Regions from separate parts of the Homo sapiens genome. Here regions 1 and 2 are each linked to region 3. A link is a contact called in ENCODE Hi-C or POLR2A ChIA-PET data. All regions are on one chromosome and are shown on one strand. The core of a region is the stretch at or near the end of the contact, and the rest is flanking DNA. Distances in the headings are between cores, read along the strand shown.

Region 1 (4,099 bases), core at 15-2,514, 220 kb before region 3:
AACTCAAGTAGGAATCGAAGGGGCGGGGCTACTGGAGAACGGAATCACCCAGAACGAAAAAGGGGTCCGGTAGAAGGGATTCAGTTGGAAGAAGGAATTAGGGAAAAGGAGGTGGAGCTAGCACTAATCTCGCACGCTATACTGAGTGGCTGCCTAATTTTGCTCGTGCAGTACCCCTCAAGCCTCTTTTCTCTGCTGTCCCACAGGAAGCTACGTTGACTATTTCTCCTCGTCCCTTTATCAGTAAGTGTGTAAAAGGGGAGCGTGTAAAAGCCCCGTTTAGAGAAGTGCTTGTCTCGCTATGAGTTATCAGATGACTCTGGGACTCCATTTCCCCGTCCATGAAATGGGCAGGTTAATGATCTCTAAGCGTCCTGGGGTGGGCTTTGAACACCAGCTGTCTAACTTCTGGCGTTCTCGTCTCCAGGGCCCTGGCAGACATGCTGGAAACGCCGGAACCCTGACCCAGTCGCTCGACTGCGACGCAGGTGTACCTCCCCCTGCCTTCCAACCCCTTTCCACGAGCTATATTTATTTCTCCGAATAAACGTGCTCCCCGAAACCTCATTGTCAGACGTGGGGTCTGGGAATCTCAGGGCATCGGGGAATGCGGGTAGGGTCTAGAGACCTGGACCTAGACTTGAGGGATGAGGGGCCTGGACTCCTGGCTCGAGGTGGTTGGTTGAACAGCCCCCCCCCCCCCCGCAAAAAAAAAATCAGTCAACAAGGAAGCTTTTTGAAACAGTTCTCTTTACCCGTGATCACTGAGTGACGCCTGGGGCGGGGAGGCCGACCGAGAGTCGGGGGCGAGGGCTCCCCCACCGTCCCCCTGCCCCCACGCCACGTCGCCCAGCGGCATCGTGGAAAGAGGATTCTCCCATGCAAACCCCGGAGCCAGAGGAGAAGGGGAAGCGCCATTCTGCGCCCCCTACCCCCGGGGCACGGACACGGCCACAGCACGGGGGGCGGTGAGGCCCCGGGGACACGAGACACGGGGGAGGGAGAGGGGAACCCGCCCGCAGATGACCCGGGGGACCGGCGACCGGACGCGGCGGGGCGGAGCTGAGTGGCACAGGGGGCGAGGCTTGTAGCAGCGAGTCCCCCCTCCCCTCCTTTCGGACGAAGAAGGAAGACTTGGGCCCCGCGACTGGGCAGGAAAAAGGGGAGGGAGCAGCCTCTCCCCGCATGCGGCCCGGGAGGGAAGCCCCGCCCCCTTCCCGCGGGTAAAGGACACCCGTCTCCCAACAGAAACTGATCAATAAATTACAAAGTAGAGAAAAGGAAAGCGGACGTTTGGGGCGGGATTTCTTCCTCCCCGCTTCTTCCCCCTCTCAGTCCAGTTCATGTGGTTTGGTCCAGGCCCCGGCCCTGTGCGAGGCGGGCGCGCGCACTCCCGCTGGTCTGTACAGATGGTCCAGTCCTCGGCGCGAGCTCCCCCGCCCGCTCTCCCCGGCGAGGCCACAGTCCGGGCAGGAGAGGGAACAGCCCAGCCTCGGGAAGATTCTTCCGTCCGAGTGAGGTCACCTGCATGACGCCGGGCAGCGCGTGGAGCAGTGAAGATCCACCGTGCCGCCCCGCACCCCCAAGGTCGCCCAGCACGGTCCTCACCTGGAGGCCTGCACTAGCAGGAATAGGTCCGGACCGAAACGCCGTCTGCCCGGGAACTCCCAGAAGTCTGGCCTGGAGGGAGAGCGAGCAGCGGTTCAGCCTGGAGCACCCTCCTCCCTGTTCCTCTCCAGGATTCCTCCCTTTGGACTTCCCTTCCCGATGTCACAACGATCGCCGGGCTCCACATGGGTTTCCCTCCCTTCCCCGCAGCCAAGGACTCAAACTCGCATTGGGCGAGTTCACTCCCGCCCTGGGAAGGGGGAGTGGGATTTATCCATTTCATCCTGACGGGGGAGTCCGGAACGTTGGAGCAGTCCATTCCTCAGGGGTGGGCGAGAAAGGACTAGGCCATTCCAGAACCCGGACTACTGAGGTGGTCCATGCCCCACCCTAGGGAAGCGAGGAAGGGCTGTCGCATTTGGGAGCCCCCCACCTTCTGGCTGCAGCTTGCGGAGAGGGAGCCCCGGAGAGCCCAGGGCTCCCGCTGCAGCCGAACGAAAGTTGGGGGGCAACATCTCAGCTGAGTCGGGAGTTACGCCTCGGAGGTCCTTCTCCCGGAACATCTTCCGCCAGGATGGGGAGCGGCTGAAAGACTTGGCGCTGTCCTAGGTATAGGAGCCGGACAGCCGGTGAGGGACTCCTGCCTTGTCTGACTCCGCCCCTTCCTTTGACTCCACCCCTCTCCGGGTCTCACCTCTCCTTTAACCCCGCCCCTCTCCTGGCCCCGCCTCCAACCGTGACCATTAATAGTCAGGCCCCGCCCCCTCAGCTCAGCCTCTCGAGGAGCCGCTGGGAGCAGAGCCCTCTGAGCTGTTGCCGCGCCCACCTCGTCCAGCCGCCTGTCTGTGCCTAAGGAGATAAGGTTGCTGAATTCCTTCTCCAGAAGCTGCCGGGCCTGGAAAGAGGAGGTGGAGGGGGCGGTTGGAGCGTGCAGTCTGCGAGGTGGGGACGCCCAGCATGCTCCGGGCCCAGCGGCAGCTCACCTGTGCATTCTGCGTGGGGATCTGCAGGAGCAAGGCCAGGTCGGAGTAGTCGAAGGTCTCGTCCAGGGCGAGCAGTGCCCCGTGTACCCCGCTCTCCGTGAGGTTCGTGGCAAATTCCTTCAGGCCCAGCCCGGACACCCAACCCATGACCCGCTCATTGGACCACACCATCACGTCTGGGGACGGAAGGGACCCTCAGCCGTGCCCCTCCCGTGGCCTGGAGAGTTCAGTTTAGCCCATACCTCCACCTCCATTTGGTCTCTTCGGGCCACGCCCCCCACGCTGGCTCCACCCCCACGGTTATGGTGCCAATTTGCTTCTCCGGTCTCCCCCTACCCCCTCTCCTCCCCATCCAGCTCCACGCCCTCCACCTGGCTCCCAAAGGGACCCTTAGGCTCTACTCACCTCGGATCTGGGTCTGACTTTCTTCCCGCCTCCGCTCCAGGTCCTTCCGGTCATAGTTGAGCCGTTTCAGGCACATAATCCCATAATGTAGACTCACCCTGAGCAGCAGGGGAAGTGGAGTCACGGATGAGCTTTCCAGTCCCCTAGACTGCTGCTCCTACGGGTCCCTCCCCACTGGCTGCGCTCTTCTTGGAAAGGGTGGGGAGCTGATAAGTTCTATTGACTGTTGACCCCCTCAGGAGGTGAGGCATTTTCAATAATAGGCACTTCCTACTGGCCAGCCTGGAAGGGGTCCAGGGTTAACTAGCCAAGCCATTTCAGGATCTGAACTTTTCCTGTGGACCATCTCATTGGTGAAAGGAGCACAGAGTCAGGATTTCCTGAGAACTCAGGCTAAAAGGGCCAAGATAAGCCTGGGAATCTCCCATGGCCAATCCTATTGGCCAAAGACTCTCTGGGGTGGGGCTTCCCTTTGGACTGTCCCCACTGGCCAGGCAGCCCCCACCTGTGAAAGCTGTCCACCATCTTGAGTTGGCCCCGGAGCTCCTTCTTGTTAAGGTGATCTAACATTCGAGCGTCCACCAGCGACTCCATGAAGTAGCTGCGGTATTGGGGCAGCCCCAGGCTGGGCAGCCAGTCGTTCCCCACCCACTCGTGGTTCATGTCGCCATATGCCAGGATCTGGGGCCATGGGCAGGTGAGGGAAGAGTCAGGCCCTCTGGCCCCTTCCCACTGTGCATGAGAGGGGTACAGTCCAACCTCCCAATCCAAGGTTTTTTCCCACCCCATGGTAGGACAATGACCAATCTCTGCTCAGGATAATGGACCAATCCAGAGTTGTCTCCTAGCCCTTCATGACAGCATATACTCTTGGCTACTCAAACAGTTGTCCTGAGACCTAGAGCGTCACCATCACCTGTGGACTTGCTGGAATTGCAGAATCTCAGACCTTACTCCAGACCTACTGAAGTCGGTATCGGCATTTTCACAAGACCCTCAGGTGATTCGAAATATACATTATATTTATTTTTAAATTTCTTTCTTTCTCTCTTTCTCTCTCTCTCTCTCTCTCTCTCTTTCTGAAAGAGTCTGCTATGTCACCC
Region 2 (4,326 bases), core at 1,409-3,908, 180 kb before region 3:
GTGATCCACGTGCCTCAGCCTCCCAAAGTGCTGGGATTACAGGTGTGAGCCACCGCACCCAGCCTAACCACAGTGATTTTAATTACCTGCATGCCCCAGACCTCCATCAGAACTAAGCCCTTTCTTTTCAGCTCAGAGGTATGCCAAGTCAGTATCCTTATCTACAGTACCCTCAGCAGGAACACCCTGTACCTTGTTTGCCTGGAGAACTCCTACTCATCCTTTAACACCCAACCCAAATGTTCCTTACTCTGCAAAACCTTCCTGTATCTATGCTGGCCTGGTGCCACATCTGGGCTGTCACAATACTTTGCACTTCCTCATTATTATGTCTCTGGATTAGGACTATTTCAGCCGGGGCCTACTGCCCTCCCCAGAGAGAGAAGGTTGAGTGTAGGGAGCTGAGGCCAACATCTCTCAGAGTCTGTAACATTGCCCAGCACAGGGCTAGCCATACAGACAACACTCAGTGTGTGTTGAGTGAATGTCAAAAGCAGGGGCTATGCTACGTTAGACAGACTGTGTCCCCCAGTCCTGCCTCAGCCCTCCACTCACCACACCGTTCACCGACAACAGTTGATCCCCACGCTTGAGGCCTCCATGGCGGTCAGCCACACCCCCTGGGATGACCCGGGAGATGTAGATGGGCGAGTTTTGCTCTTTGCCACCCATGATGTTGAAGCCTAGGCCCTCATCCGTCTTGGGTAGCTCCACTACCCTGGGATGTGCGTGGCCCTCGCTGGCTGTGAAGGCAGCCACTGTGGCCTGGGAGAGAGAAAGCGACTGAAGATGAGGGCCCCTTCCAGGTAGGCATGAAAGCTGGGGTGGGGGATGTGGACCGAGGACAGCGATTTAGCCTGGGTTACTATCCCCAAGCATGGGACACTTGTCATGGCACAATGCACGATCCCCCTGTAATGACTGTGCGTCTCTTTCTGTTCACTTGCAAGAGAAAGTGTCCATTTGGTGTGTGTCTTGAATACCCCATACTTGCCAATCTTACTTTTTTTTTTTTTTTGAGATGAAGTCTCACTCTGTTGCCCAGGCTGGAGTGCAATGGCATGATCTCGGCTCACTGCAACCTCGGCCTCCTGGGTTCAAGCGATTCTCCTGTCTCAGCCTCCGGAGTTGTAATCCAGCTGGGATTACAGGCACTCGCCACCACGCTCGGCTTTTTCTTTCTTTTTTTTTTTTTTTGTATTTCTGTGGAGACGGGGTTTCACCATGTTGGCCAGGCTGGTCTCGAACTCCTGACCTCAACTGATCCACCTGCCTCGGCCTCCCAAAGTGTTGGGATTACAGGCGTGAGCCACCGTGCCTGGCCTCAATCTTACTTTTAAACAGAGGAAAGCCAGGCCTGGAGGGAGATCTGAGCCTCCGGACAGCAGCAAGAGGTAGCAGCATCTAACTATTGTGCAGTGAGAGGTCAGAGCGCCATGAGTTTCCTGGTTTGCACTGTACAGATGTTGAAGGTTATCTTCTACCAACCATGCCATACTGTTTCCATTTGCAGTTGCTAAAGATGCCTTAGTATGACATTTAAGTTAAAAATGTGCGATTATTTACTAATAGTAAGGTGGCACATAGATTTAGCAAAAATCATGAGGGAGGAAACAGAAATGACTGGCATGAAGGAGATATTGAGTTCGACTAGGCAGTTAAATAGACACCAGGAGCAATGGGGTGCGGGGCCCACCTTGGCTGTGGCATGGGCTCGGATCTCGGCGCTGCCGGTGATGTCCAGCGTGTCATAAAGCTGCTCATACACCTGGGTGAGGAGGCAGCGGCATCAGGGAGTCGCCAGCTCCTCCAGCCCTAGACGCAGGAGTTCAGGCCTCTAGACCCTCTCCCGCTACCACGCAAGGATCCGCCCCGCCCCCGCAACAGAAGGCCGAGAAAACTACAACTCCCGAAGAACCCCTGAGCTGAAGCGTTGGCACCCCAAGGCGGGCCGCCTCGGGAGCTGCCGGGAGGCGTAGTCTCCGGGCTCGGGACAAGCAGGAGGAGGAGGAGGAGGACGACGGCCACCAGCTCGCGCCCCTGCGCCGCGCGCCCCTCACCTCTCGGATAGCGGAGCAGAAGCGGCTCTGCAGAACTCGCTGGAGGGCCTGCAGCTTCTGCGGCGGCAGCTCCCCGCTGCGCTGGAGCCGCTCGAGGAGCTCAACCGCCCGGGACACGTCTGCGGGGCGGGGGCGGGGCGCAGAAACCCCGAGTGTCAGAGACCCCGAGACGCAGAGAAGCAAGGAGAGCGGCGGAGTGAGGCCGAGCGCACAGTCCGGGGAGGACGGCCGAAGCCTAGTCGGACACCCCGCAGAGTCCAGGGTGGCGCAGGAGAGACTGCCACCAGCGGCCCTGCGGCCCCGGGACCCCTCCACAGGCCGGGTTGTAAGGCGGGCGCCCAGCGTCCCGGCCCGCGCCCAGGGAGCCTCCCACACCTAGCGACCGCCCGGCCCCGGCGCCCGCCCCGCCCACCCCCTCCGGGTCCGCTGGCCCACCCGCACTGGCCTGACCCGGGAAGGGCGGGGACCGGGGGCTGGGTATGTAGGCCGCGGCCCGGGTGGGCAGGGCCCCCTGGCGCACGCTTACCCCGCTCCAGCCCCAGCGGCTCCACCAGCGCAGCCATGTCGGCGCCACAGCTGCCAGCCGCCCGCCTGCCCTGGCGCCGGCGAGGAGGGCGGGGCTGCGCGAGGCCACGCCCCGGGCCACGGGCGCCCCCTGCGGAGGCGCAGCCTGGAGAGCGCCCAGCTCTCCCTCGCCCGACTGCTCCGACCACCTGCCGCGCGCCAGCCGCGCCCTGCCCTCCGCCCCGGCCAGTCGGTCCTGTTGGCGACCCCTCCCACTGCAGGTTCGGTCTGTGTGTACCTTTCAGGATCCGTGTCTGCCTGCCCTCCACACCCGTCTATCCCCTGTCCATCCTTTCCCCACATTCATTCAACAAACTCTTGTGAAACATCTGAGCCCAAGTCATGGACACCGTGGTGAGCAGGACAGCCAAGCCCACGGCCCGAACGAAGCTTCCAGTCTATAGGGGAGGTAGACGACCAACTACGGCTGTGATGAGAGCTGAGAGTGGGGAGGTGATGATCTAGAAAACGAAGGAAATCCTAGAGGAGGGACATTGACATACAGTCCTGGGAGGTAAGATGAACAAGAGGTGGAGCTTGGGTCACCCCCACCACCCAGAAAGAGCCCACGTGGCTGGAAGCAGAGTTAGGATTGGTTGATGATGAGGTGAAAAGGTCGGCAGGATAGTTTATGCCTGGGCTCCTGCGTTGGCATATGCGCCTTGAGGATTTGGGGCTTCATGCAAACTCCTAAGAGAAAAATATGACACTCAAATTTGTATTATTATTATATTATTATTATTATTATTTTTGAGACGGAGCCTCGCTCTGTCGCCCAGGTTGGGCCTCAAATTTGTATTTTAAGATCACTGGGGCCGGGCACGGTGGCTCACACCTGTAATCCTAGCGCTTTGGGAGGCTGCAGCAAGACTACTTGAGCCCAGGAGTTCAAGACCAGCATAGGCAATATAGTGAGACCTCGTATCTATTGAAAAAAAAAAAATCACTGTAGCCACTGTGGAGACTGGTTTGGACAAGAACAAGAGGAGAAGCAGCGGGGCAACTTACGAGGCTACCACAGCCATCCAGGTGGCAGCTAGCACCAGGGCCAAAGCACAGAAGATGGGTGGGCAGATGTGGGAAATGTCTAGACAAGCCTTGGTGCTTGGCTATATAAGGGGATTGGGAGGTGCAGGAGAAGACAGTATTAAGGTGCTTTGGTGCCATTTTTAAGATGGTCTACACTGAAAGAGGGATACTGGATATTTTGTTTTTGAGACACAGTCTTCCCTCTGTTGCCCAGTCTCGAGTGCAGTGGCGTGATCTCGGCTCATTGCAACCTCTGCCTCCCGGGTGCAAGCAATTCTCCTGCCTCAGCCTCCTGAGTAGCTGAGAGTACAGGTGTGCACCTCCACACCTGCCAAATTTTTGTATTTTTCATAGAGATGGGGTTTCACCATGATGGCCAGGCTGGTCTCGAACTCCTGACCTCAAGTGATCCACCTGCCTCAGCCTCCCAAAGTGCTGGGATTACAGGCGCGAGCCACCTTGCCTGGCCGATACTGGATATTTTGAATTTGAGGAGCCTATGCAGAATCCATGGGGAGAAACTATCGATCTAGGTCTAGGGCTCAAAAGAGCAACCTGGTCTGCAGGCATGTTTGAATATTGGGGCATAGGTGGTAAATAAAACCACCGGAGTGGATAAGAATGTCAGGGGCAAGCGAATATTAAGACGGCCTAGAACTGGTCCCCAGACCTC
Region 3 (4,212 bases), core at 1-2,500:
GGGTGGAAGGGAGGCAAAGGAGGAGGCTCTGGCCAGGGGAAGGGGAGACGTGGTCCTGGGGGAAGAGATGACGGGGGCTGGACATTTGGGCCCTGGGAAAGAGAGATCTGGGGGAAAGCCGTTATTAAATCCCCCAATATTGAAATTATCTTCATAGTAGCTTACATCAAGGCCTTTCCAAACCTCAAGACACTCAGGTTTGTGTGGGGAAAAGAAAGAGAGATCAGATTGTTACTGTGTCTATGTAGAAAAGGAATCTGTATCATGAATAAGTTCAAGGAAAGGTGCTGTGACCGGATGTGCACGTAGGCTAGATTTATGTTTCACTTTACACAAACATCTCAGTGTAGCAAAGAGTAACAGAGCAGTATCACTGCCAGCATATCTCGCCTCCAGCCACAGGTAGGTTTTCTCCTATCTCAGAATAGAAGGAATGGGAATGGTCCGCTTTACACTGAGACAGTCCATTCCCAGGGAGAGCAGGAGACAGAAGCCTTCCTCTTATCTCAACTGCAGAGAGGCCTCCCTCTTTCACTACTCCTCCTCAGCACAGACCCTTTACTGGTGTCGGGCTAGGGGATGTAAGGTCTTCCTTTCCCACGAGGCCATATCTCAGGCTTTCTCAGTGGGGGGAAACCCTGGACAATACCCAGGCTTTCTTGGGCAGAGGTCCCTGCGGCTTTCCGCAGTGCAATGTGCCCCTGGTTAATAGAGAATGGAGAATGGCGATGACTTTTACCAAGCATACTGCCTGCAAACATATTGTTAACAAGGCACATCCTGCAAAGCCCTAAATCCATTAAACTTTGATTCAATACAGGACATGTTTCTGTGAGCACACGGTTGGGGCTAAAGTTACAGGTTAATAGCATCTCAAAGCAGAAACAATTTTTCTTAGTACAGTTCAAAATGGAGTTTCTTATGTCTTCATTTTCTACGTAGACACAGTAACAATCTGATCTTTCTTTTCCCCACAGGTTTGCAGAACAGAGATGGAGAAGGAGGTAGCAAGGAAACAGACGTTTCACTGCAATGACGACCCACTCACTAGTCCTGAACCCTAAACTCCCTCCTCCTTTAGACTCTGGAGTCCCGCCCCCCGCCTCCTCTTCCCCAGAATCCGGAGGGCGGGCAGACCTGGTGCTCAGAGCGAGGCAGCGTCTGCAGCACGGCTGTGAAGTCGCTGGAGATGAGGCCGACAGACACGATGCCCCAGCGCAGCGCCATGGTTGCGATGCGGAGCCCTCGGCACCTTCGGTCCCTCCAGGCGCGAATTAAGTACCTGACGCCCCGCCCACCCCGGGGGCGGGTCCCCATCCTCCGCCCGTATTGCGCCTACGCCGATTCTCGTTGGCTCCAGTCGGCAGAGCGGTCATTTAGTTCTAGCTTCCCCGCTGGGCGAATGCACCGTTTAGCTCCGCCTTACAGAGGGAACCACACCTTGACGTCGCTTCTACAGATCTCTTACCTATGACTTTAGGCTCGTCGGATACGCGGGGTAAGGACAGCGTGGGGAGGAGAGGTTTGCTTTCTTGCCAACACCAATCCTTGAGAGTTAGATTTAATGTCTTGCCCTCTGGACTTTGTGGCAAAACTTTGCCCTGACTTTTTTGCTCTCAAAGCCACGCATCATTAGGGGTTGTTCACAGAGAGAGAGAGGATTGTAACAGCAAACTTAATAATTATTACTAATATGTATAGAGCACCTGTAGACCAGCTCCTCAGCTCTGCGCTTTACCTTCTTCGTTCCTAATTTCTCCCCGCAGACCTGGGAAGTAGCTTCTATTGTCCCCAGTTCACAAAGGGGGAAACAGACTCCAAGATCCCTGGTCATTTTTTGGAGGTCTCACAGTCAGGAGGTAAAGACCTGTGAATTGGCTGCTTCCAGAAGCTATAGTTTTAGAAACCAGGCTGCTTTGCTTGTTAGGAGCCCCAGAGCCTGGCCGACTGGTTTCAAAACCCTCCTTGCCCCTTCTTGGCTGTATTGCTTTTGGACAAGAGGTCGCCCTCTCTGGTCCTCACTTTTCTATTCTGGAAAGCAGAGATCATGATAACATCTACCTACATAGGGTTGTGAGGAGGATTCATTGAGCTCTATGGTCTATTATGTAAAATATACTGTATTATTATAATTATTATTGATATAGGGTCTCGCTCTGTCGCCCAGGAAGGAGTGCAGTGGCACAATCATAGCTCACTGCAGCCTCAAATTCCTTAGCTCAAGGAATTAGCTCCTGCCTTAGCCACCCTAGTACCTGGGACTACAGTAGCTGGGACCCAAAGTAGCTACTGGCTACTACACCTGGCTAATTATTTTGTTTTATTTATTAATTATTTTAGAGATAGGGTCTCACTCTGTTACCTAGCTGGACTGCAGTGGCGTGATAATAGCTCACAGCAGCCTTGTACTCCTGGGCTCAAGCTATCTTCCCGCCTCAGCCTCCTGAGTAGCTGGGAGTATAGGCATGTGCCCCACTTACCGCTATTTGTTTGTTTGTTTGTTTGAGACGGAGTCTCACTCTATCCCCAGGCTGGAGTGCAGTGGTGTGATCTCAGCTCACTGCAACCTCCGCCTCCCTGGTTCAAGTGATTCTCCTGCCTCAGCCTCCTGAGTAGCTGGGACCACAGGCGCCCTCCACCATGCCCAGCTAATTTTTTTTATTTTTAGTGGAGACAGGGTTTCACCATGTTGGCCAGGATGGTCTCGATCTCCTGACCTTGCGATTTGCCTGCCTTGGCCTCCCAAAGTGCTGGGATTACAAGCATGAGCCACTGCACCCAGCCTGCTAATTTTTGTTGCTGTTGTTGTTTGTTTTTTGTTTTTGAGACGAAGTCTCGCTCTGTCATCCAGGCTGGGGTGATCATGCAGTGGCATAATCTTGGCTCACTGCAACCTCCACCTCCCAGTTTCAAGCAATTCTCCTACCTCAGCCTCCCGAGTAGCTGGGATGACAGGCGCCCACTACCACGCCCGACTAATTTTTGTATTTTTACTAGAGATGGGGTTTCACTGTGTTGGCCAGGCTGGCCTCGAATTCCTGACCTCAGGTGATCCGCCTGCCTTGGCCTCCCAAAGTGCTGAGATTACCTGCATGAGCCACCATGCCCAGCAATTTTTTGTACAGAAAAGGTCTCACTTTGTTGTCCAGGCTGGTCTCCAATTCCTGGGCTCAAGCAATCCTCCTGCCTCAGCCTCCCAAAGTGCTGGGATTATAGGTATGAGACACTGTGTCCAGTCGATTTTTAAACTTTTTATCAAGGCAGGGTCTTGCCAAGTTTCCCAGGCTGGTTGGGACATGATAATTCCTAACTGGCTGGCCAGCTTCACACAGGGCAGGATATTGTCACTTTCTCTTACTTGGTAGACAATAATTAAGACCTGAGTGTCACACATGGATTCACAGACTTCAAGTTTACACAAACTGCTGAATAGAAACACAAATGGGACCAGGCACGGTGGTTCACGCCTGTAATCCCAGTACTGTGGGAGGCCCAAATGGGAGGAATGCTTGAAGCCAGGACTTTGAGACCAGCCTGGGCAACAAAGCAAGACCCCATCTCTACCAAAAAAAAAAAGTGGGGGGAGGGGGCAGGGCATAGTGGCTCATGCCTGTAATCCTAGCACTTTGGGAGGCCGTGGTGGGCGGATCACTTAAGGTCAGGAGTTCGAAACCAGCCTGGCAAACATGGTGAAACCCCCATCTCTACTAAAAATACAAAATAATTAGCCAAGCATGGTGGCGGACGCCTGCAATCCCAGCTTCTTGGGAGGCTGAGGCAGGTAAATTGCTTGAACCTGGGAGGAGGAGGTTGCAGTGAGCCAAGATCGCACCACTGCTCTCCAGCCCGGGTGACAGAGAGAGACTCTGTCTCAAAAAAAAAAAAAAAAAAAAAAAAAGGTTTAGGGGGAGGGAAATCCACATAGGACACAATATCATTACTATGAAGAAAAAGAAAAAATCATTTAATAATAAATATCAAAAAATAATTTTGATACTCCCAGGTATTTGTCCTAGAAAGAAAAAATAACATGTTTGCACACAAACCAGTGCACAGGTGTTAGCAGCTGTACATAGCTCAAGCCCAAATGTCCTTTAAGCTGCCAGTGGATTCAACAAAATACTACTCAGCGGCCAGGCACAGTGGCTCACACCTGTAATCCCAGCACTTTGGGAGGCCAAGATGGGTGGATCACCAGGTCAGGAGATCAAG

The links. Hi-C counts contacts between places; a loop is a spot of excess contacts on that map. ChIA-PET counts read pairs that join two places held with the same protein, here RNA polymerase II (POLR2A). Pooled maps may share reads with other maps.
Region 1: a pooled map shows a loop between it and region 3 (2.7-fold over the local background). The contact joins the enhancer-like site here to the promoter of DHDH in region 3. A Hi-C loop is called at or near these places in 1 of 50 pooled maps. POLR2A ChIA-PET finds 5 or more read pairs at or near these places in 2 of 52 experiments (WTC11 and activated CD4-positive, alpha-beta T cell).
Region 2: a pooled map shows a loop between it and region 3 (2.3-fold over the local background). The contact joins the promoter of LIN7B here to the promoter of DHDH in region 3. A Hi-C loop is called at or near these places in 1 of 50 pooled maps. POLR2A ChIA-PET finds 5 or more read pairs at or near these places in 3 of 52 experiments (Caco-2, K562 and activated T-cell).

What each region holds. Positions count from the first base shown.
Region 1 is chr19:49,147,661-49,151,759 of GRCh38, reverse strand. It overlaps PPFIA3 (PPFI scaffold protein A3), which reads right to left. Exons shown (of 30, transcript NM_003660.4): 24 at 3,502-3,677; 25 at 2,997-3,094; 26 at 2,592-2,767; 27 at 2,435-2,503; 28 at 2,042-2,213; 29 at 1,609-1,680; 30 at 734-1,524. The coding sequence ends at 1,622. It overlaps HRC (histidine rich calcium binding protein), which reads left to right. Exons shown (of 6, transcript NM_002152.3): 5 at 207-243; 6 at 428-562. The coding sequence ends at 464. Among named protein-coding and RNA genes, the nearest start is that of HRC, 5.7 kb to the left of the region's middle. RefSeq lists enhancers at 1-428, 2,018-2,237. Within about 2 kb of position 1,264, at least 34 of the 41 ENCODE cell types and tissues checked have a DNase peak (open chromatin) inside an H3K27ac peak, as active enhancers do.
Region 2 is chr19:49,112,702-49,117,027 of GRCh38, reverse strand. It overlaps LIN7B (lin-7 cell polarity scaffold B), which reads right to left and starts at 2,658. Exons shown (of 6, transcript NM_022165.3): 1 at 2,587-2,658; 2 at 2,061-2,179; 3 at 1,697-1,768; 4 at 556-765. The coding sequence starts at 2,623. RefSeq lists a silencer at 2,259-2,838.
Region 3 is chr19:48,930,737-48,934,948 of GRCh38, reverse strand. DHDH (dihydrodiol dehydrogenase) reads right to left here and starts at 1,250. Exons shown (of 7, transcript NM_014475.4): 1 at 1,138-1,250. The coding sequence starts at 1,227. RefSeq lists an enhancer at 1,176-1,677.